Regions from separate parts of the Homo sapiens genome. Here region 1 is linked to region 2. A link is an interaction called in ENCODE POLR2A ChIA-PET data of the cell type or tissue named here. Cell type or tissue: endothelial cell of umbilical vein. All regions are shown on one strand. Links, peaks and the distances in the headings refer to the core of each region. The heading gives the core; the rest is flanking DNA. Region 1 overlaps CFAP54 (cilia and flagella associated protein 54). Region 2 overlaps ELK3 (ETS transcription factor ELK3).

Region 1 (10,810 bases), core at 1,242-9,241, 260 kb before region 2:
CTGTGCTTTTATTAATTCATATAAAATATTATCGGTTCCCATGGTTTCCTTATGGTTGAAAAACTGAAGATTTATCTCCTAATAAGATTAGAATACCTATTTAATCAGCATGGCAAAATACTCAACTATCCTTATTTTATCAGAGACAAACTCAAGGTATATGAGGCAGAGAAGAAATGTCTTACAAAGGTTATGAATAAGAAATTATTTTAAGATGACTGTCACTTTAAAATTCTCTCAGTGTTAACAAGCACAAACACTAACAGTCAAATGTCGGCACAGACATTTCTGCCCTTCAAAGCTTTGGCAGCAAGCACTGCAGCAGACCAAACTATGATGGTCCTGTGAAGCCATGTTTGTTGTTGTTACACCAAGCGCAACCAGAGTATGCAAATTCTCTTTAGGAAATCATCTGGAACTGAATGTAGCATCATTGCAGTAGTCTGCGGGCCAAGTTTACATTAGGCCTGGGAGAGTCCCCCCTCAATTTAATTCACACTCAGAAAGCTGGCACAGAGCTTCTTCAAGTCACTGTCTGTCATAGAGTTTTTTAATTTGAGAAGCAAAACAGAGAGAGAACACATAATTAATGTTATCCATTGAGCATGCAAATTTCTTTACTTCCATTTTTATTTTTCAGATGTTGTCAACTTTTAAGATACTTGGCTATGCTTTGAGGAAATAAGAAAAAACATATCTCTCCTGAGTGTTAGAATATTCAGGGTAAGGTTCTGTATGGAATAAAGAATAAAGTAGTCATGTTTCAGATGCCAGCAACAACTCAAGCAGGGTCTCAACGGGAGTATATTCGCCCTTCTTGGCCTACATTCCAATAACTGGAAAACTAATACAGGGAATAAATATGTCTCCCGTGGACAAAAATGCTACCAACATTGTAGGGAAGTCAATAGAAGTGTCAGCAACTTCCTCAAGCTAACACTGAGCAGTGACTACTGGTAAGTAAGAATCTTATTATAAAATAAAGTCTCCTTGCCTTTGTCATGCAACTGGGTTAGAGTTTAAGTGTGCATTCACCCGATTAGCATGCAGGCCAGAAGTGGAAGCACTTCAAGCAGAATGAAATCCAAGCTCCGTATCATGACATAAAGGGGGTAACCATAGTTTATCATCCAAACCAGGACACCTTTTTTTAATTTTCTATTTTTTTTTCATTTGAGACACAGTCTTGCTCTGTCACCCAGGCTAGAGTGCAAAGTGGCACGATCTTGGCTCTCTGCAACCTCCGCCTCCCAGGCTCAAGCAATCTTCCCACCTCAGCCTCCCAAGTAGCTGGGACTACAGGCATGTGCCACCAGGTCCGGCTAATTTTTGTATTTTTTGTAAAGACGGGGTTTTGCCATGTTGGCCAGGCTGGTCTCAAACTCCTGGCCTCAAGTGATCTGCCAGTCTAGGTCTCCCGAAGTGCTGGGATTACAGGTGTAAGCTACTGCACCCGGCCCAGGCCACTTTTACTAGTAAAAGTGGGCACTACTGATAATTACTAACAGGACAACAGGCATAAACCGGGACTTTCCTGGGCAAGCCAGGACGGATGGTCACCCTACCTAAAGCTATAGCAACCAGATGGATGTTTACTATCAAGCGTGACAAGCATGACTATCTGAGAGACAGAGAATACTAACATTTTCAGGAATTTCCTTTCTTTTCATTAAATCATCTATATTTTTACATATGATCCCTATTAAAGCAAAACTAAGAATAATAAAGCTATATAATATATATTTACTAAATTTTATATTATATAATTCTCCAAATATTCCTTGTTTAACATTCAATATACTGTGTAATGAAAGCCTTAAGAAAAATAAAACAGGAAATAGAGGGGAAAATATTTTGTCAGTACATTTCATACCTTGGAAGACTGACCTATGACCATCAGTTTTCTGCAAATGGTGTAAATATAAATGGTACCTGGATGGAGAAAACGATTGTTAACATGTTTTACAGTCAAATGATAGAAATTTTATATTCCAATTTCTGTGGTTCAAGTCTGTAGTTCCCAAAACAAGTGATCTTATGAGGAAGTCTGATAATGGTATATAGAGTTATACTCATCATAATTTTTCTTGTAACTTGTAAACAAAATCATTAAAATAATTAACATGGCCGTATTTTAAATATGTTGACACAGGAATCTTCTAGTCTCATTTTACAGGCCATTTAACTTTTGAAGTATAATGAACAAAAGAATAATTCTAGTGGCATAATTTATGTACCCTGTGCTTTCATTAATTCATATAAAATATTACTGGTTCCCAGCTGTGTACAGTGGCTACGCCTGTAATCCCAGCACTTTGGGAGCCTGAGGCGGGAGGATCACGAGGTCAGGAGCTCAAGACCAGCCTGTCCAATATGGTAAAACCCCGTTTCTACTAATAATACAAAAATTAGCCGGGCGTGGTGGCATGCACCTGTAGTCCCAGCTACTTGGGAGACTGAGGGAGAAAAATCGCTTGAACCTGGGAGGCGGAGGTTGCAGTGAGCCGAGATCATGCCACTGCACTCTAGCCTGGGCGACAGAGCAAGACTCCATCTCAAATATATACATATATATATATATATATATATATATATATATATATATATATATATATAAAATTGGTTCCCATGGTTTCCTTATCATTTAAAAACTAAAGATTTATCTCCAAATAAGATCAGAATACATATTTAATCAGCATGGCAAAATACTCAACAAGGAAACTCATAATAATTTAAAAATCATAATGCATAACAGGGCACGTTATATTCACTCTCAGACTCATATAACATTTTTCCTATTATCAAGGTGTGTCCTACTAGCATTCTAGTGAAAAAATAGCATTTCCAACACCTAAGTAAGGACACATGCTTTTGTGTCAGACCATTAATTAAAAGAGGATAGAAGGCTGGAGGGAGGGTTGAAGAGAGGAGTGGGGAACATCACCATACTTCTCTCTGTATACAAGCAGTTTATCTATCTATAAACATACCCAAAAGATGGTAGCATGCTTTAAAAAGGCATGTAATTGTAACAGATAGTCTAAATATTTTCTATAAAGTATCTAATATTCGTAACCATAAAAACTCAACAATTATGAATTCTATGTTCAGGTTTAAACTTTTAAGTTTCTGATGGCCAGGCGCCGTGGCTCACGCCTATAATCCCAGCACTTTGGGAGGCTGAGGCAGGCAAAACACCTGAGGTCAGGAATTCGAGACCAGCCTGGCCAACATGGAGAAACCCCATCTCTACTAAAAATACAAAATTAGTTGGGCATGATGGTGTGCACCTGTAATCCCAGCCGGGCGTGGTGTCTCACACCTGTAATCCCAGCACTTTGGGAGGCTGAAGGGGGCAAAACACCTGAGGTCAGGAATTCGAGATCAGCCTGGCCAACGTGGAGAAACCCCATCTCTACTAAAAACACAAAAGTAGCTGGGCGTGATGGTATGCACCTGTAATCCCAGCTACTCAGGAGGCTGAGGCAGGAGAATTGCCTAAGCCCAGGTGACAGAGATTGCAGTGAGCCAAGATTGCGCCATTGCACTGCAGCCTGGGTGACAGAGCGAGTCTCCATCTCAAAAAAATAAATAAATAAAAAGTTTGTGAGAAAATGGCAACTGCACCAAAACATCTATTACTTGATTAGAACACAACTATAAGCATAATAAACATCAATTACACAAATCAGTGACCCCCAAAATTGAATAAAATTTAAATTTAAATGTATAGTACCCTAAATTTCATAGAGAATGCAATTGGTCCTTAACATTCAGGGACTTGGCATTATTCATGTGACTACCCCCAGCACCTGCAGTTATTCATTCCACTGAAGATCCACTGGGGAAGAAACCACTCGACTAATAACAGCTCAAGCTCAGCAGACTTATCTCAACGAGGCTTTGTTGACCTCTACTCTTCATCTTTTTCATTTCTTTTTTTTTTTTTTTTTTGAGATAAGAGTCTCGCTCTGTCACCCAGGCTGGAGTACAGTGGTGCAATCTCAGCTCACGGTGACCTCCACCTCCCGGGTTCAAGTGATTCCCGTGCCTCAGGCTCTCAAGTAGCTGGGATTACAGGCGCTCGCCACCACGCTCAGCTAATTTTTGTATTTTTAGTAGAGACAGGGGTCTTGCCATGTTGGCCAGGCTGGTCTCGAACTCCTGACCTCAAGTAATCTGGCTTCCCAAAGTGCTGTGATGAGAAGCGTGAGCCACCATTCCTGGCCTCTACTCTTCATCTTTAAAAATAAAACTGTCTAAGTGTTTCTTTGCAGGAAAAAAAAATAGTCACCAAGTAAAAATATGCACAGGAAACACATGCCTGTCCAAAAAACATGTGATGAGGATGTAAGCCAGGAGCCTGTATAAACATGCCAGTAACGGGGAACTGGGGAACTGAGGAAGGCCTCAGGAGACTGCCCTCAAGAATGACAAGGGCCCTCTGTATTTCAAAAAGGTGCCTTTCACCTTTCCAGCACTAAAATGTTCTGACTGTAACTAAGTCCTTTGACAGTTCAAGATCTTGGCATGGCTCACAAATTCCTGCTGCAAAAGCCAGACTCAGAGAGTAAATGGTATCAGATGGAACACAGACTGAATCTTTATGATCTCAGGGTATTTCTGGAAGTTTATTTCCTTTGTTCTTTTTTTTTTTTTTTTTTTGAGATGGAGTCTTGCTCTGTTGCCCAGGCTGGAGGGAAGTGGCATGATCTCGGCTCACTATAACCTCTGCTCCCCGGGTTCAAGCAATTCTCCTGCCTCAGCCTCCCAAGTAGCTGTGATTATAGGCACACGCCACCACACCCGGCCAATTTTTGTATTCTTAGTAGAGATGGGGTTTCACTACGTTGGCCAGGCTGGTCTTTCACCTGGGCCTCCCAAAGTGCTAGGATTACAGGCGTGAGCCACCATGCCGGGCCTGTTTCATTTTTAACCAAGTCCCTAATAGGAGTTTATTGCCTGGTCTTGTGAGTCCTTTTCATTAAAAATGGCCACCATCAAAATAATCTAGTTGAGGGTCTAAATTAGTTGGGTTCACTTTAGTTGAAAAGTAAGGTATTACTTAATATCCATATACCCAATTAGATTTTTTTTTTTTTGAGATGGAGACTTGCTCTGTCACCCAAGCTGGAGTGCAGTGGCATGATCTTGGCTCACTGCAACCTCCGCCTCCCAGATTCAAGCAATTCTCCTGCCTCAGCCTCCTGAGTAACTGGGATTACAGGCATGCACCACCACACCCGGATAATTTTTGTACTTTTAGTAGAGACCCAGTTTCACCATGTTAGCCAGGCTGGTCTTGAACTCCTGACCTCAGGTGATCTGCTTGCCTTGGCCTCTCAAAGTGCTAGGATTACAGGTGTGAGCCACTGTGTGCAGCCTAAATTTTTATTTAAAAACCAAGATTGGTTAAATATTTGAAGAAACCAAGAGTGTGTATGTATAACAGTCAATTAAAAGTAAATAGAGTAAATGTCTAACTGAAAAGGTCAAATGTATTTTGATAAGTTATCAAGGCACATTTGACATTTTCAGTCAAATATAGTTTTGACTACTTAAATTCCAAACTGTCAAAACTTCAGGGTCTTTGCACTTGCTGATCCCCCAGGTGGAATGCCCTTCCACCAGATACCCAGAAGTTTCACTATCCAAACTCCTTCAGGTCTTTGTTCCTCTGTCATCTCAGCAGCCCAGCCCCTCCTCTCTCTATCCCCTTCTGGCTTTGACTTTTCTCCATAGCCTCGTCACTATCTGACACAATTCAGTTTTGATTTGTTTAGCATCTCCCTGCAATGGAAGTCAGCATGAGAATGTGGTTTTTGTCTACTGTCCACTCCTGTGTCCCTAGCACCTAGAACAATGCCTAGCATATGGTAGGCATTCAGTAAGTTAGAGAATAAATTAAAACAGGAAGAGTAGTTACTGAAACTAAGTATGTGTATCTCCCAGAACCCAGTAATTCCACTCCTAGGCACAGATCCCAGAAAACTCTCGCACAGGTCTATAAAAGGACATGTGTAAGGATATTCATTGCAGAATTATTTGTGCAATTAGAGAGGTCAGGCAAACCAGGTGCTCATCGCCAGGCCTGTATGGATATCTGCAATATAATTCAGCAGGCAGAATTAATGAATTAGATTTACATACAGGAACTTAGCTAGATTCTAAAACCCCACAATATTCAGCAGGAAAAAAAAAAAAGGAAACAGAATAAAATCTAGAGCACAATGCCATGTGTATTAAAAAAGAGAAAAGGAAAAAAGCACATACCAAGAAAAAGATATCAAGGATACAGAAATAATCTTTTAAAAAAAAAAAAAAAATTGAGAGGCCGGGCATGGTGGCTCACACCTGTAATTCCAGCACTTTGGGAGGTGGAGGCGGGCGGATTGCCTGAGGTCAGGAGTTCAAGACCAGCCTGGCTACCATGGTAAAAACCCGTCTGTACTAAAAATACAAAAATTGGCCGGGTGTGGTGGGGCGTGCCTGTCATCCCAGCTACTCGGGAGGCTGAGGCAGGAGAATCGTTTGAACCCAGGAGGTGGAGGTTGCAGTGAGCCGAGATCATGCCACTGTACTCCAGCCTGGGCAACACAGCGAGACTCCATCTCAAAAAAAAAAAAAAAAGATTATTGAGAGAAATGTAATCCCAGTGCTTTGGAAGGCTGATGCAGAATGGCTTAAGCCCAGGAGTTCAAGGCTCAAGGCTGCAGTGATCATGCCACACTGCACTCCACTCTGGGTGAGAAAGTGAGACCCTGTCTCAGACAAAAAAAAAAAAAAAAAAAGACTATGTTTGGGTTGTGATCTTAAAAGGAGTAAAGACAGGGAATCATGCTCATTTCCACCACTCAAACAAGGGCTGACCACAGGGCTCAACCACTGGGCCTAACATGGAACTGCTGCTCCTTCTCCGTCCCTGCCAAGATGTGTGAGAGATGGCAGTGGTGGCGCAGGTAACATCGAATCTCTGGAGGATGATCAGACACAAAAGCTTAATAATCACTGGACTGAAAAAATCTCATCAAAGTTGGCCTCATCTCTGGCAGCAAATGTAAAGTCTGATTTCAATCAAAATGTCAAAACATGACTTGGGGGTGGGTGAGAAAGGAAAAGGCTAGAAAATATACTTTCAGTTGCCATGGATGAGGGAAAATCCAATATGTTTCCTTGAAGTTATTTGATCCTGTCTTATGCACATCGAACACACTGTCAATATTTTCCTTTTAAAAATATATTATCCAGAGAATAATGCAGTAAGTTGCAACTTTAAAATAGAGAAAAGCAAGTATTACATTTTTTAGCTGAGAGTCATTTCTTCAGACATACACATAATGTACATATGTGTGTGTGTATGTGTGTGTGTGTGTGTGTGTGTGTATGTGTGTGTGTGTGTTCCTCAGCAGTCCTCACTCAAAATAAAAGTAGGAGGAGGTCACTTTGTAGAAACCCAAAGCCAAGTTGTTTGAGGACAGGGCCAGTAAATGGGTGATGCTTAGAGCCAATCTAACCCGCACTGGTTCTTTGACCCTTCTCCATCTATATTTACTTGTTAACTGCGGCCCTGCTTTTTGAACACCCAACAGTGATTATTCCCACAGTCTCTGACCCTTTCCCCAGTGAAAACCCAAAGACATGCTTTATCCATCCCAATTTACGAGGACAAACATGTCACACGAATGTTGAAAAAAATATATTCATCCTATTATGAAATGCGTATGTTTTAAATCACAAGGTACTCAAGCTACTGTCAAACTTAGCATTGAAGTAACTTTCTGAAAGACACAATGGAAAATAAAATACATCAGCATATACCATTGAAGATAATCCAGCAAAGATGCTCTTGTGGCAGAGCCACTTGCATGATGAGCCTTAAGGAGGACAAGATATGCAGACACTGGACCACAGATTCTTTATTCTTCAGGTTTTCATCACTGTCGCAGACCAGCTGGTAGTTGCACATATTTTTGCCACTCAAAGCATGAAACTGAAACACATGGGAAAATAGAAATAGAAATAGAAATAACTGGCCAGGAACAGTAGCTCACACCTGTAATCCCAGCACTTAGGGAGGCCAAGGTGGGCAAATCACCTGAGGTCAGGAGTTTGAGACCAGCCTGGCCAACATGATGAAATCCTGTCTCTACTAAAAATACAAAAATTAGCTGGGCGTGGTGGCACATGCGTGTAATCCCAGCTACTCAGGAGGCTGAGGCAGGAGAATCGTTTGAACCTGGGAGGCAGAGGTTGCAGTGAGCCAAGATCGTGCCACTGCATTCCAGCCTGGGTGACAAGAGAGAAACTCCATCTCAAAAAAAAAAAAAAGAAAAGAAAAGAAAGAAAAAGAAGGAAGAAATAGAAATAACTTAGGAAAGCATTTCTCAAAATGTAAAAAACTAAAATGGAAACAATTATGGATAATTAATTTAATAGATTAGTGTAAAAAAAAAAAGATAGGTTTCTTTAAAACATCCATCTAGTTAAGACTAGCTTTCCTTAGTCACAAGAAATTCAGAAAGAAAAACAAATCCTATTACCAAAAATACAGAATTGAATCAATTTTTTTTTTTTTTTTTTGAGACGGAGTCTTGCTCTGTCTCCCAGGTTGGAGTGCAGTGGCTGACCTCGGCTCACTGCAAGCTCCACCTCCTGGGTTCACGCCATTCTCCTGCCTCAGCCTCCTGAGTAGCTGGGACTACAGGTGCCCGCCACCACGCCTGGTTACTTTTTTGTATTTTTAGTAGAGACGGGGTTTCACCGTGTTAGCCAGGATGGTCTCGATCTCCTGACCTCGTGATCCGCCTGCCTCGGCCTCCCAAAGTGCTAGGATTACAGGCGTGAGCCACCGCGCCCGGCCAGAATTGAATCAATTGTTATAAGCTCCCCAGTGGCATTTTAACTTATTTATTAATTCAGATGTGATTATAACCATTTACACAATTCACTCAACAAATGTTTCTTGAGCACCTCTATTAGCCACACTCTGCTAGGCAACAGAGACTCTAGGATGAGGAAGAAACGGACACTGCTCTTAGAGGAGGGAAAACAGTTACAGGCTCATGCACCAGGCTCATGCAGCATTGAAGGGACTGCTGCGGTCACTGAATTGAAAGTATTTTGTAAGGTTGGATGAGATGGTTTAAAATAAAGAAGTGAGGCCAAGGCAGGCAGATCACTTGAGGTCAGGAGTTCGAGACCAGCCTGGCCAACATGGAGAAACCCCATCTCTACTAAAAATACAAAAATTAGCCAGGCATGATGGTGCGCACCTGTAATCCCAGCTACTCAGGAAGTTGAGGCAGGTGAATCACTTGGGCCCAGGAGGCGGAGGCTGCAGTGAGCCAAGACTGCACCACTGCACTCCAGCTTGGGCAACAGAGTGAGCCTCGGTCTCAAAAAAAAAAAAAAAAAAGTGAGGCTATTATAGGGGTGACCCAGGCTCAGAAAAAGAGAGAGAGCATTCCATGTATTCCAAGGAATTTGGACTTTAGCCAAAAGGCAAAGTCAATGGGTAGTGGAACAAAATGACAGGTTTCTACTTTAGAAATTAATTGGCCAGGCACGGTGGCTCACACCTGTAATCCCAGCACTTTGGGAGGCCAAGGAGAGTGGATCATGAGGTCAGGAGTTTGAGACCACCCTGACCGACATGGTGAAACCCCATCTCTACTAAAAATACAAAAATTAGCCGGGCATGGTGGTATGCGCCTGTAATCCCAGCTACTAAGGAGGCTGAGGCAGGAGAATTGCTTGAACCTAGGAGGCAGAGGTTGCAGTGAACTGAGATCATGCCACTGCACTCCAGCCTGGGCAACAGAACAAGACTCCAAAAAAAAAAGAAGAAAAGAAAGGAAAGAAAGGAAGAAAGGAAGAAAAGAAAGAAAGAGAAGAAAAGAAAAAGAAAGAAAGAAAGAAAGAAAAAGAAAGAAGAAAGAAAGGGAAAGAAAGAAAGAAAGAAAGAAAAAGAAAGAAAGAGGAAGAAAGAAAAATAAATTCTGGCAAAATATGAAAAGCAAAAAGCAGAAGGTAGGGGGTCAAGGCTACAAAAAGGGGAGTAGGAGAGACCTTTTCCCTAACAGGGTGCCAACCTACATCGCCCAGTATTCTCATTCACGTACCTATGGTACAGCCAAATTGAACTGTTCAATTGTCTCCCAAACATGCCTTAAGAGTTTCTGCTTATTAACCACATACGGGTCCCAAACCCTTGAATAGTCCTCAAGTTTGAAGTAACATAGATTTAGAGTCAGACTGATCAGGGTTCAAACACCAACCCTGCCCATTGCTTTAAGTGGGCTAATAAACTTCCATTTCCTAACCTGTAAAAGAGGCACCTCTTAGGACTTTAATGAGGCTGCAAGATGATAATTCATACAATGTATTTAGAAGAGTACTCAGCACATGAAAACTGCTCAACCAGTGAATCAATGGTAGTAATTAACAAAATACTGGTATACTAGAAATAAAGTATAAATATTTTATATCAATAGATTTATGTTTAATCTTGAGTCGCTTTTTTATACTATGTGATAAGCTTTATTTTTCTCTTCTGTAAAATAGGGATAATAGTATGTAACTCATAAAATTACTTTATCAAATTTGTTTTCCAAAGCACTTTATAAACTAAATGCACTCTACAAGTATTAGTTATTAAATAACAACTGCTACATGAATGAGTGACTGCAGTGACTTAATCTCCAAAGCATCCTTACAAAGCTTGATAAGTTCACTTTCTTATCCAGCACTGAAAGTATTTATTAAGCAACTTATAGCACACAGCTAGATGCTATGCTAAGCCAACAAGACA
Region 2 (10,810 bases), core at 1,048-9,047:
GCATGTTTGACTCTTGCCAAGGGCTATTGTGTGTGTGTGTGCACTTGTAATGCCTTGTTGTCATGGCTAGGTCCTAAGGTCATAAAAACAAGCAACTGTAGTTTTGGTGTCCTTTCTAGGCTCTGTTATTGCTCAATAATTATTTGTTGATTCTAATGAGATTTTTTTCACTTATACCTCTAGCAGCTGTTTATTTACTTATTTATCTTTGAGATAGAATCTCACTCTGTCACCCAGGCTGGGGTGCAGTGGCACAATCTTGGCTCACTGTAACCTCTGCCTCCCGGGTTCAAGCGATTCTCCTGCCTCAGCCTCCCGAGTAGCTGAGATTACAGGCATGCACCACCACACCCAGCTAATTTTCTTATCTTTAGTAGAGATGGGGTTTGGCCATGTTGGCCAGGTTGGTCTTGAACTCCTGACCTCAAGCTATCCGCCCCCTTGGCCTCCCTAAATATTGGGATTACAGGCGTGAGCCACTGCGCCCAGCCTCTAGCAGTTAATTTCCAATCCAAACAAGTCAAAATTCCTTAGCCAGTTCTCAGGGTCCTCCATAATTTCACACCACCCTAAATTATAACCCTATGTTATATATTGCCCCGTATGCTGGACAGCAACCTGTAAACTCATGAGAACAGGAACGGTTTCTATCTTGCTAACCTCTGTATCTCCAGGTATCTAAGCGAATGCTTAGTTTTCAGTGATTATCTCCCAAATGAATGAATACATGATAAACATTTGTTACTGGACTGATTAAAGAAGATGCAGAAGTATTTGCTGATCACTTGATTTGGTGATCTGAGATACCGGTAAGTCACTCAGTCTCTAAGAAAGTAAAGGAGAGAGAAACAAGATGTCTAGCAGGTTGTACCCACAAATATCTGTAATCCTAAGCTCCCACAGATGCCAACAGAATCCATGACAATGCCACCTTGAGGTTAAAAAAATGTCCTCAAATAAAAGGTGACTGAATCTCTGGAAGCTCCTAAAGTTGTCTGAATTCAAGTGAAACCATGGTTTTAAGGTCTTTAAAAGGTGAGTTAATCCCACAGAAGTCTGTAGCACTGATCCTACGGAAAAGGAGACAAAATGGAGACTCCCATGGGGGCCTAGGGTAGCTACAGAAAGGGACAGGGGAGGAAGCAGGGCAGAACCAGGGACAAGGAGGCAGAGTCATGAAGACTGGGGTGGCTGTGGCAGTTTCTTAAAATAAGACAATAATGAAGTTTGCCACATTGATTGACTCTTTTATTTATTTATTTATTTTTTTGGTGAGATGCGAGTTTCGCTCTTGTTGTCCAGGCTGGAGTGCGGTGGCGTGATCTCGGCTCATCACAACCTCCACCTCCCAGGTTCAAGTGATTCTCCTGCCTCAGGCTCCCAAGTAGTGGGATTACAGGCATCTGCCACCAAACCTGGCTAATTTTTGTACTTTTAGTAGAGACGGGGTTTTGCCATGTTGGCCAGGCTGGTCTTGAACTCCTGACCTCAGGTGATCCACCCGCCTTGGCCTCCCAAAGTGCTGCGATTACAGGCGTGAGCCAGCGCACCTGGCCCAATTGATTATTCCTTTCATGAAAGATTTCTCTATGGCATGTGATGCTGTTTGATAGCATTTTACCCAGAGTAGAACTTCTTTCAAAATTGGAGTCAATCCTCTCAAACCCTGCCGCTGCTTTATCAACTAAGTAATGTAATGTAAAGTTATGTAATATTCTCAGTCCTTTGTTGTCATTTCAACAATATTCACAGCGTCTTCAACAGGAGTAGATTCTATCTCAAGAAACCACTTTCTCTGCTCATCTGTGAGAAGCAACTACTCACCCAATCAAGTTTGATCAATAAATTGCAGCAATTTGGTTGCATCTCCAGGCTCCACTTCTAATGCTAGTTCTCTTGCTATTTCTACCACATCTGCAGTTCCCTCCTCCAATGAAGTCTTGAACCCTTCAAAGTGATCCATGAGGGCTGGAATCAGTTTCTTCCAAACTCCTGTTAATGTTGATATTTTGACCTCCTCCCATGAATCATGAATATTCTTAATAGCATCTAGGATGGTGACTCCTTTCCAGAAGGTTTTCAATTGACTTTGCCCAGATCCATCAGAGGAATCACTATCTATGGCAGCTGTAGCTTTATGAAATGTATTTATTAAGTAATAAGACTTGAAAGTCAAAATTACTCCTTGACTTCTGGGTTGTAGAATGGATGTTGTATTTGCAGGCATGAAAAATATTAATCTTCTTGTATATCTCCATGAGAGCTCTTGGGTAACCAGATGCACTGTAATGAGCAGTAATATTTTGAAAGGAATCTTTTTTCTGAGTAGTAGGTCTCACCTGGGCTTAAACTATTCCATAAACTGTGAAAACAGATGTGCTGTCGTCCAGACTTTGTTGTTCCATTTACAGAGCACAGGCAGAGTGTATTTAGTAGCACTGGCTTCAACTTAAAGTCACAAGCTGTACTAACAAGACTCAGCCTGTCCTTTGAAGCTCTGAAGCCAGGCATGGACTTCTCTTCTCCAGCTATGAAAGTCCTAGATGGCATCTTCTTCCAGTAGAAGGCCGTTTCACCTACAGTGAAGCTGTTTGACGTAGCCACCTTCATCAATGAGCGTAGCTAGATCTTCTGGACAGCTTACTGCAGCTTCTCCATTAGCACTCGCTGCTTCACCTTGCACTTTTATGTTATGGAGATGGCTTTTTTCTTTAAACCTCATGAACCAACCTCTGCTAGCTTCACACTTTTCTTCTGCAGCTTCTTCGCCTCTCTCAGCATTCAAAGAATTGAAGAGTTAGGGCCTTGCTCTGGGTTAGCCTGAAAGGAATGTTGTGGCTGGTTTGATCTTCTATCCAGACCACTAAAACTTTCTCCATATCAACAATCAGGATGTCCCACTTTCTTATCATTCATGTTTTCACTGACGTAGCACTTTCATTTCCTTCAGGAACTCTTCCTTTACATTTACATACTTAACTGGTATAAGAGCCCCCTAGCTTTAGGCCTGTCTCGGTTTTGGACATGCCTTCACCGTCATCATTCTAGCTTTGGATTTAAAATGAGAGATGCGCAGCTCTTCCTTTCTCTTGAACACTTTATAGGCCACTATAGGGTTATCAATTGGCCTAATTTCAAAATTGTTGTGTTTCAGGGAATAGGGAGACCCAAGGAGAGGGAGACACAGGAGAGCAGTTGGGACACACACAACACTGATCAAGTTTGACACAGGAGAGCAGTTGGGACACACACAACACTGATCAAGTTTGCTGTCTTATACAGGTGTGGTTCATGGTGCCCCAAAACAATGACAATAGTAGTATCAAAGCTCGCTGATCTCAGAGCACTATAACAGACATAATAGTAAGGAAAAAGTTGGAAATGTTTGAGAATTACCAAAATGTGACATTGAAACACGGAGTGAGTGTGTGCTGTTGGAAGAACAGACTGGCGCTGACAAGACTTGCTCAGCGCCAGGTTGCCACAAACCTTCGATTTGTAAAAACCACCAATTAATTGTGAAACGTAATAAAGCAAAGTACAGTAAAATGAGGGATGCCTGTATGAGGTGTGATAAGGTAACCACGTGACACAGGCCATGCCAAGGCTCCCTTACTTCTCCCCTTCTTCCTGCCATGATTCTAGCTGGAAATAACCAACCTTCGGAATTTGTACCTTCAGGGTATCGGGTTATTACAGCACACACAGCTTTCACCTCTTCCAAAGCCCACCACTAAGCAAAGCTGACAGCCCACAGATTATCAAATGTTTATGTGCACACAGCATCACACTGCACACAGCACACCCCCCACACACAGAGAAAAGGAGAGTTTCTGTGACAAAGTGCTCAGGTAAGAGGAAAACCACTGAAGCCTCACTGCTGCCTGTGGAACACCCTGAACCCCACAGTTGTCCTTCACTCCTGAGGCCGAAAGGAATTCCACAGAATGCCTGGCTGTTGAGAGCCACGCTGTTTCTGGCTGTCACCTGGAAGACAAACTACTGAGCTGGTGCTGGTGGGTGAGTTTCTGGGGCACCCCCTGAAGCAGCTCCCAGGGGAGGGAATCTGAGAGTCCAAATCTGACACTGACATACCCTAATCCTAAACCACCCCTGGCTTCAAGATATCCTATCTGATCTCAGGGAATCCGCCTGGGTGAAACCGGCTGCAAGAACTCAACTCTGAATAAGTACCACACCCCTGACTACCACCCGGGCCCCTCTGGTGTCTCCCTCATTGCCCCTTCTCTCCCTCCCTGTTGGCCACCCATGGCCATGCCAGGAGCAGAGCCCACACTCTGGGAATGTGAGGGAAGTTCAAAGTGGGGTCTGAGTCCCGAGGCTCTACCATCTCCCAGTGTAGCTGGTGACCCCCTTAGTTTTGCGTGGTTTAGAGGACTGCCTGGTGCCCCTCCTCCTCCTTTGACCCGAAGGCCCTCTCTGAGCCAGGTCCCTTTACTTCCACTCTCCTGCCCTGGGTCCAGATGCTGCCTGTTGCCTCCCTCCCCTCAGGACCATTTCTGGGCTTCCTGGCACTAAATCATCACAGCCCCACCCTCACAGCTTGGCTGAGGACCAGGCACCCTCACTGCCTAAGGCACAGGTCCTCTTGTAAAGATCCTGGCTTTCCTACGCCTTCCCACCTAGTTTCAGGCCATGCTGGTGGCTTCTGGCTCCTGGTCGTGCCCTCTGCATCCATTTGTTGGGCATCCACCCTTGATCCTTCTCTCACGCCCTCAGCCCCACCGATGGGAGCCACCACTCCATCCACATTATCCACAGGGCTGGCTGAGCTGACTTCCTCTGAGACAGGGCTGGCATCTGCCTCACTCTGTTCTGAGAAGGTGATCCAGGCTCCCAGGGAACACAGACACCTAAATCAGAGTCAGCCCTGGCCTGGCTTCGGACCTTTCTCACCCTGACAGTTGTAAACACACAGGAGGCCAGGGGAGGAGATGCTCAGATCATCTACCCTGGCCCTGCCTCTCAAGATACTCCCCTGAGCTACATCAGGAGCTGCTGTTTCTGAGCCATTTGCTCAGCAGCCCTTGGTCACTGGACAGCCTTGCTTAACTGGAAGATGCCTGATTTAAGAGCACACGTGCTCACTCTGACCTATATCCTGATCCCCTGGCCCTCCCCCTCCGCAGTGGCGCGCGTCACCACCAGCTCACAGGCTTGAGCTGTCATGAAATCCTGGGCAGAATCCAGTCCAGAGAAAGCGTGGAGAGGACAGTGGCCCAGAGCTGCTTTCAGGTGCTCCATGGACGGCCATCGTGATCAGGGACACTGCCTTCTCGCAGCGGGAATGCATTTCATTTGAGAGCATGGATTCTGGAGGCAGACACTGGATCCAAAGCCACCTCTACCACCTATTGGCTGTGGGACCCTGGACGAACTACTTTACCTCTGTGCCTCATTTATCTCAGCTGGGAAACAGGATGATAATAATAGCACAGGCTCAGCATCCCAAATCCAAAAATTCCCAAATCCCAAATCCTCCAGAATCTGAAACTTTCTGAGTCCTGACATGACACTCCAAGGAAATGCTCATTGCAACATTTTGGATTTCAGATTTTCAGATGTGGGATATTCAACTGGCAAGTATCATGCAAATATTCCAAAATCTGAAAACATCTGAACTCTGAAATGCTTCTGGTCACAAGCATTTTGGAAACAGGATGCTCAACCTGTATCCACGTGACAGGGCTGCTGTAAGTGTGGATACAGGCAATGCATGTAAAGCATCTGGAGCAGTGCCTGGCACACGTGGGGAGCCCGTCATATGCTGCCGCGGCTGCTGCTAATGACAACAGGGACAACTACGATGAGATTACAGAGGCAGGGGACGGGTGCAGCTCCACGGTTAACAATGCTACCAGGTGTCCCCAGCTCACAAAGCCTGTCCATGGTCCCATTTTCCACACATGGAACCTGGCCCAGAGAGCAACCGCCCACAGTCCCACTCCTAGGAAGCAGGGTAGCCAGGAACTGAATGCAGGTCTGTGAACCTAAAACGAATACTCTTTTAACCTCTGCCACTAAAATTGCATCCAATTTTCAAGGGGAAGGAGAAATATGGTTTCCCAGCACCTACTACGCCTTTGCACTGCAATTGTCAGCTGGACAAGAAAGAGCATCTGAATATCTGATTTAAAGGAAAAGGCTGCTTTCTCTTTGGGACTAATAACAACGAAGGCTTTTTTGGCTCTGCAAGTTTGCTGTCCTCTCGCCAGTGCTGTGGACTGGGGCTTTCTCAGAGTAGTGCTGCTTTCAGCGAAGCAGCTGTTTGGGGTGGCCCCTTTGTTTCTTATTACCTACGCTATGACCACAGCTCCACACTGACATGCGATGGCGGCATCAGTTGACATCTATTTTCTTGTTAACAGAACACAAGTGGCTCCTTATTAAGCGCCCCCAGAGAAGATTCTGCCATAAAAATTTCATAAAGCCCAAGCGCCTCCCGAAATGTAAACTGGCCCGCTCAACTTTCCCTTGGAAATCGCTGGTGAGATCTGCTTTGTCGGCCAGTGTGCGTGTTCCACCTATGGTCACTTTAGGCCGCTAAAAGCAAGAAACCAATCAAGCATCCCACTAGAGTCGACAAACCAAACCCTGTCTCATGTGCACCCCTTGGTCTGAGGATGGAAAAGCAGCTTCCCTTCACATTTACACAGTGACCTCGGTACGAGTCATAGGACAACGTTTTGAGGGACAGAAGGAAGTCTCTTTAGTTGCTCTTCCTTTTTTGCTAAGCCACTGAAGCTGGCTGTGGCTTAGATGACAGGAATGACTCTTACCTGTGCGGTGAAGAAGGCTGGGGTGAGGGATCCCGAGGGGAGGGCTGGGCTGTTGAGGGCGATGGAGCCGATGTCGGTGCCGGAGAGCACCAGCGGGGGCGCTGAGATTTCCAAGCCTTTGGGTTTTTTGGCCTTTGGGGGAAGAGATGGAGACTTGGTCTTGGAGCCCGATGACAGGTTCAAGGGCTCCAGGGAATCGGAGTCATGGCAGGCGGCCTCCAGGAAGAGGCTTCTGTGTTCAGAAGGGAGGGGTGAGTTGGGGGACAGGGACGGGGACCGAGATGAGAAGGGTGAGGCGGATGAAATACTGGCAGCGTTTGGCAACATTAAAGAGGAGATCTTGGCCGAGACGGACGAGGCCAGGAAGGCGGACGCCGCCGCAGCCTCTGACGTGGAAGGCAGGGACACCACCGGCCTGGTGACGTGCTTGTCGGTTTTATTGGTCACAAACCTGATCACAGTCCTGACTTCTTCCACGGGGGGGCTGTCTTCGGGCGGCTCCTCCAGCTTCTCCGTCTTGATGGCCTTGAAGGCGTCTGGTGGGTTCTGCAGGGAATTAATGGTGAAGGACGAGTACAGGCCTGAGTGGATGTATTCGTTGCGGCTCGTGCTTCTGAGGGCGGCCAGGCCGTGTTTGTGGGCCTCGCGGCCCTCCGGAGACGCCTTGCAGTCGCTGTCCTGCAGCAGAAGGCTCTCCCGGCTGATCTCCACCGCGTGAGGATCCATCTTCAGGATCTCCGGGAAAGAGACAAACTTGTACACAAACTTCTGCCCGATCACCTTCTTGATGATGTTCTGCAAATACAAAAGTAGACGTTGAAAATCTGAGTGCACCCGAGAAACCATGTAAGAGCTCATGATAATGGTAAATGTCGCTGGCAGAAGCACCAAAATGTTCCTGATTTACATTCTTGGCTAAGGAAAAGTGGAAGGAGGAATGAAGTTGGAAGTAGAATTAGATGTGCATTCCAGTTCTGCCATTACTAGATCTTTGTGATCTTTGGCAAATTAAGTGCCACTTTGAGTTTCCTCGTCTGTAAAGTAAGGAAGATGATGATGATGATGATGATTTCTTAGACAGGGTCTCACTCTGTCGCACAGGCTGGAGTGCAGTGGCACGAACATGGCTCACTGCAGCCTCAACCTCCTGGACTCAAGCAATCCTCCTGCCTCCACCTCCTGAGTGGCTGGGACTACAGGTACATGCCACCACACCCTGCTAATTTTTACATTTTTATTTTTTGTGGAGACAGCATCTCACTTGGTTGCTCAGGCTGGTCTCAAACTCCTGGACTCAAGCAATCCCCCAACCTTGGCCGAGTGAGGATTATTCTATGTAATAACATAGTAACAGCTGCCATTTATGAAGCCTTTACTATGTGGATGGGATTATTCATATCTTATCTCATACAATCTGAACAGCAATCCTAAAAGGAAGGTGTTGTGACTCCTATTTTAAAAATTTGGAAAATAAGCTTAGAGCACTTCCCTAACTCACATGACCACCTGCTAGGAAGTGAAGTGGTAGAGGCAGCATGTCCTGAACCATAACACAGTATTGTCTTACCTACCTCTGCGAGTCAGAAGAATTCAATGAAATAATAATGAGAAAGCATTCTGTAAGCTGGAAAGCATTATAAAATGCAAGTTATCATCATCAAACACTACAACGTTTTCTTAACTCAGTCATTTTTTTCCTTTTTAATTTTTATTTTTTTTGCCAAGAAAGCCACTGGAAGGAAAACGAATTGTCTACTTTGGATATCTGTGACATTCATTGACAGTATTTTTAGTTGCTAGCGTCTACTTCTGGCTCTTCAGTTTATGGCTCCAGTCCTCAAACATTAGGCTATAAATGAAAAGCAATAATCATTGCAAAAGTTTTTGCAACCCTTTGGGAGAAGGGACTTTATATTAAAGGCTATGCTGTTCTTGAGGTTTATTAAATGGATACTTTAATTCCCTGCCGAACCCACTGGGTTCTATATTTACCTACCAAATGCTTGCGTGTGCCTTGCCCTGTGGATGCATCTTGGCGTCCAAGGGGCTCAGAGAGACAAAGATGGTCTCTCTCAAGCACAAAAACCCAGCACCATCCTATGGGAAAAGGACTCTGTTTCCTTAGAAACTATTCCACCTAAAACCAGGGTATGAGTGAGGATTAAAAAAAGATCATTTCAAGTAGAAGAGCTTTAGAAGCAGCTCTGATTGAGTGCCTCTCTTCTGTACCAGGGGTTGTACATAAGGCACCTCATTAGATCCCCACATTAGCCCTGATGGAGGTGGAGGATGTCATCCTTCTGACACAAACAAGATCCCAGGGATGGAGAGTCATTTGCCCAAGAACCACCAAGATCGACAGATTCTAAAGCGTAAGCTTTTTCACATCCCCACACAAATTTAGGGGGAGAGAAATCAAAGATCCCCCAATAGACATGAAATTCAACTGAATGTTGATGTGCCTTTTGAAATCATAGTGTGGTTCTAAAAACATGTGTTTGCCTGCCATCCTTTACATTATGACATTCTGATTTGCCTTTTCCCTCCTTAAATGATGGCAGCGAAGGGCACATTTAAGGGTCCCATTCAGCACAGGAGATCTCATACAGAGTCATGGAGAAACCTCACTGAGCACCAGCATACAGGCCGACGCCCAGGGCACCTTAGATTAGAGTCAAGGCCAAACAACAGTTCCAGTGGCCGCGGCCACCTTGCTGCATCCTGGAGCTCCCACCTGCAACTTAACCCGCGGGGTCTCATTTACGCCAGCGACCTCACACTCACGCTGCTACTCGAAGCTGAACAGCCCTTAAAAACCTTTAGAGAAATTTGGGAAACTCAGATGTTTTCCACCTGGACTTTGTTAGCAGCGTCTCTGCCGAGTGCCCTGGGTCAGAACATGCCCAGGAAAATCAGCTCCCAGCAGGAAATAAATTAAATAAGGGTGTCATTGGACCCACCTGACCCAGGGTCAGTTCCCATTAAAAAGAAAGTGTGCTGGCCTGGTGTGTTAATGCTTCCTTCGCTAAAATTTTAAGTTATTTTTAGTTTTAGCTCATAATATTTTTCTCCCTGGGGAAAAACTTTATTTTTTTCCCTCAGCGAGTTTGAACACTCATCTAAACTGAGTGAAGTTTTTAGAGCCTAAATAATTACACAAAAGACAAACTTCTATAAATGTTTTATTTAGAGCCAAAATAAAAACACAGAAGAAAAAGGATCTGAATCATTTATTCTAACAAGTCTTAAATAACTGTTTCTTCTTTCCCAAAAAAAAAAAAAAAAAATTCTAATTTTCTTATAGGTTTGGAACATCATGTCTAAGTTGGGATTACATTCATGAACACATCAAGAAATAACCAAGGGCTGTGATAAAAATGACAGAAAATGTCTCTCCTGCTCAAAAAATGGTTGGGAACTGAAAGGCAGCCTCAGACAGATCATATGGCCTTGCTGTGTTAAAAAGAACATGAGGAACAACCCACCTGTCCACCAACCAGCAAAAGGATAAATGAAATGTGGGGTGTCCTTACAATGGAATATTATCCAGCTGTAGTAAAGAATGAAGCTCTGCACCAAGGCCTAGAATTCATTATTTGAGGAATAATGAATTACTAGACTATAGTAAGAACAATAAGGAATATTGTTTGGAATAGTAAGGAACAAACATAACATAATGGGCCTCAATTTCATTAAACAGAATCATAGATTTTTTTTTTTTTTTTTTTTGAGATGGAGTCTTGCTCTGTCGTCCAGGCTGGAATGTAGTGGCGTGATCTCGGCTCACTGCAACCTCTGCCTCCTAGGTTCAAGCGATTCTTCTGCCCCAGCCTCCCAAGCAGCTGGAATTACAGGCACCCACCATCATGCCCAGCTAATTTTTTTTTTTTTTGAGATGGAGTCTCGCTCTGTTGCCCAGGCTAGAGTGCAGTGGTGTGATCTCGGCTCACTGCAAGCTCCGCCTCCCTGATTCACGCCATTCTCCTGCCTCAGCCTCTGAGTAGCTGGGA

Evidence for each region. ChIA-PET counts read pairs that join two places held together with the same protein. Peaks named below come from ENCODE experiments on the same cell type or tissue, not always from the same donor. Only the 100,000 strongest peaks of a DNase experiment are listed, where the experiment ranks them.
Region 1: POLR2A ChIA-PET joins it to region 2 with 10 read pairs; 3 of 35 experiments call an interaction of 5 or more read pairs at or near these places.

Annotation. Positions count from the first base shown.
Region 1 is chr12:96,504,108-96,514,917 of GRCh38, reverse strand. It overlaps CFAP54 (cilia and flagella associated protein 54), which reads right to left. Exons shown (of 68, transcript NM_001306084.2): 4 at 7,819-7,990; 5 at 1,874-1,932. Among named protein-coding and RNA genes, the nearest start is that of CFAP54, 20 kb to the right of the region's middle. In endothelial cell of umbilical vein, for the core only: no CTCF peak of the experiment used is centred there; a DNase peak (open chromatin) is centred at 4,417; H3K27ac peaks cover 1,367 bases.
Region 2 is chr12:96,243,725-96,254,534 of GRCh38, reverse strand. ELK3 (ETS transcription factor ELK3) reads right to left here. Exons shown (of 5, transcript NM_005230.4): 3 at 6,801-7,595. Among named protein-coding and RNA genes, the nearest start is that of ELK3, 55 kb to the right of the region's middle. In endothelial cell of umbilical vein, for the core only: no CTCF peak of the experiment used is centred there; no DNase peak of the experiment used is centred there; H3K27ac peaks cover 1,432 bases.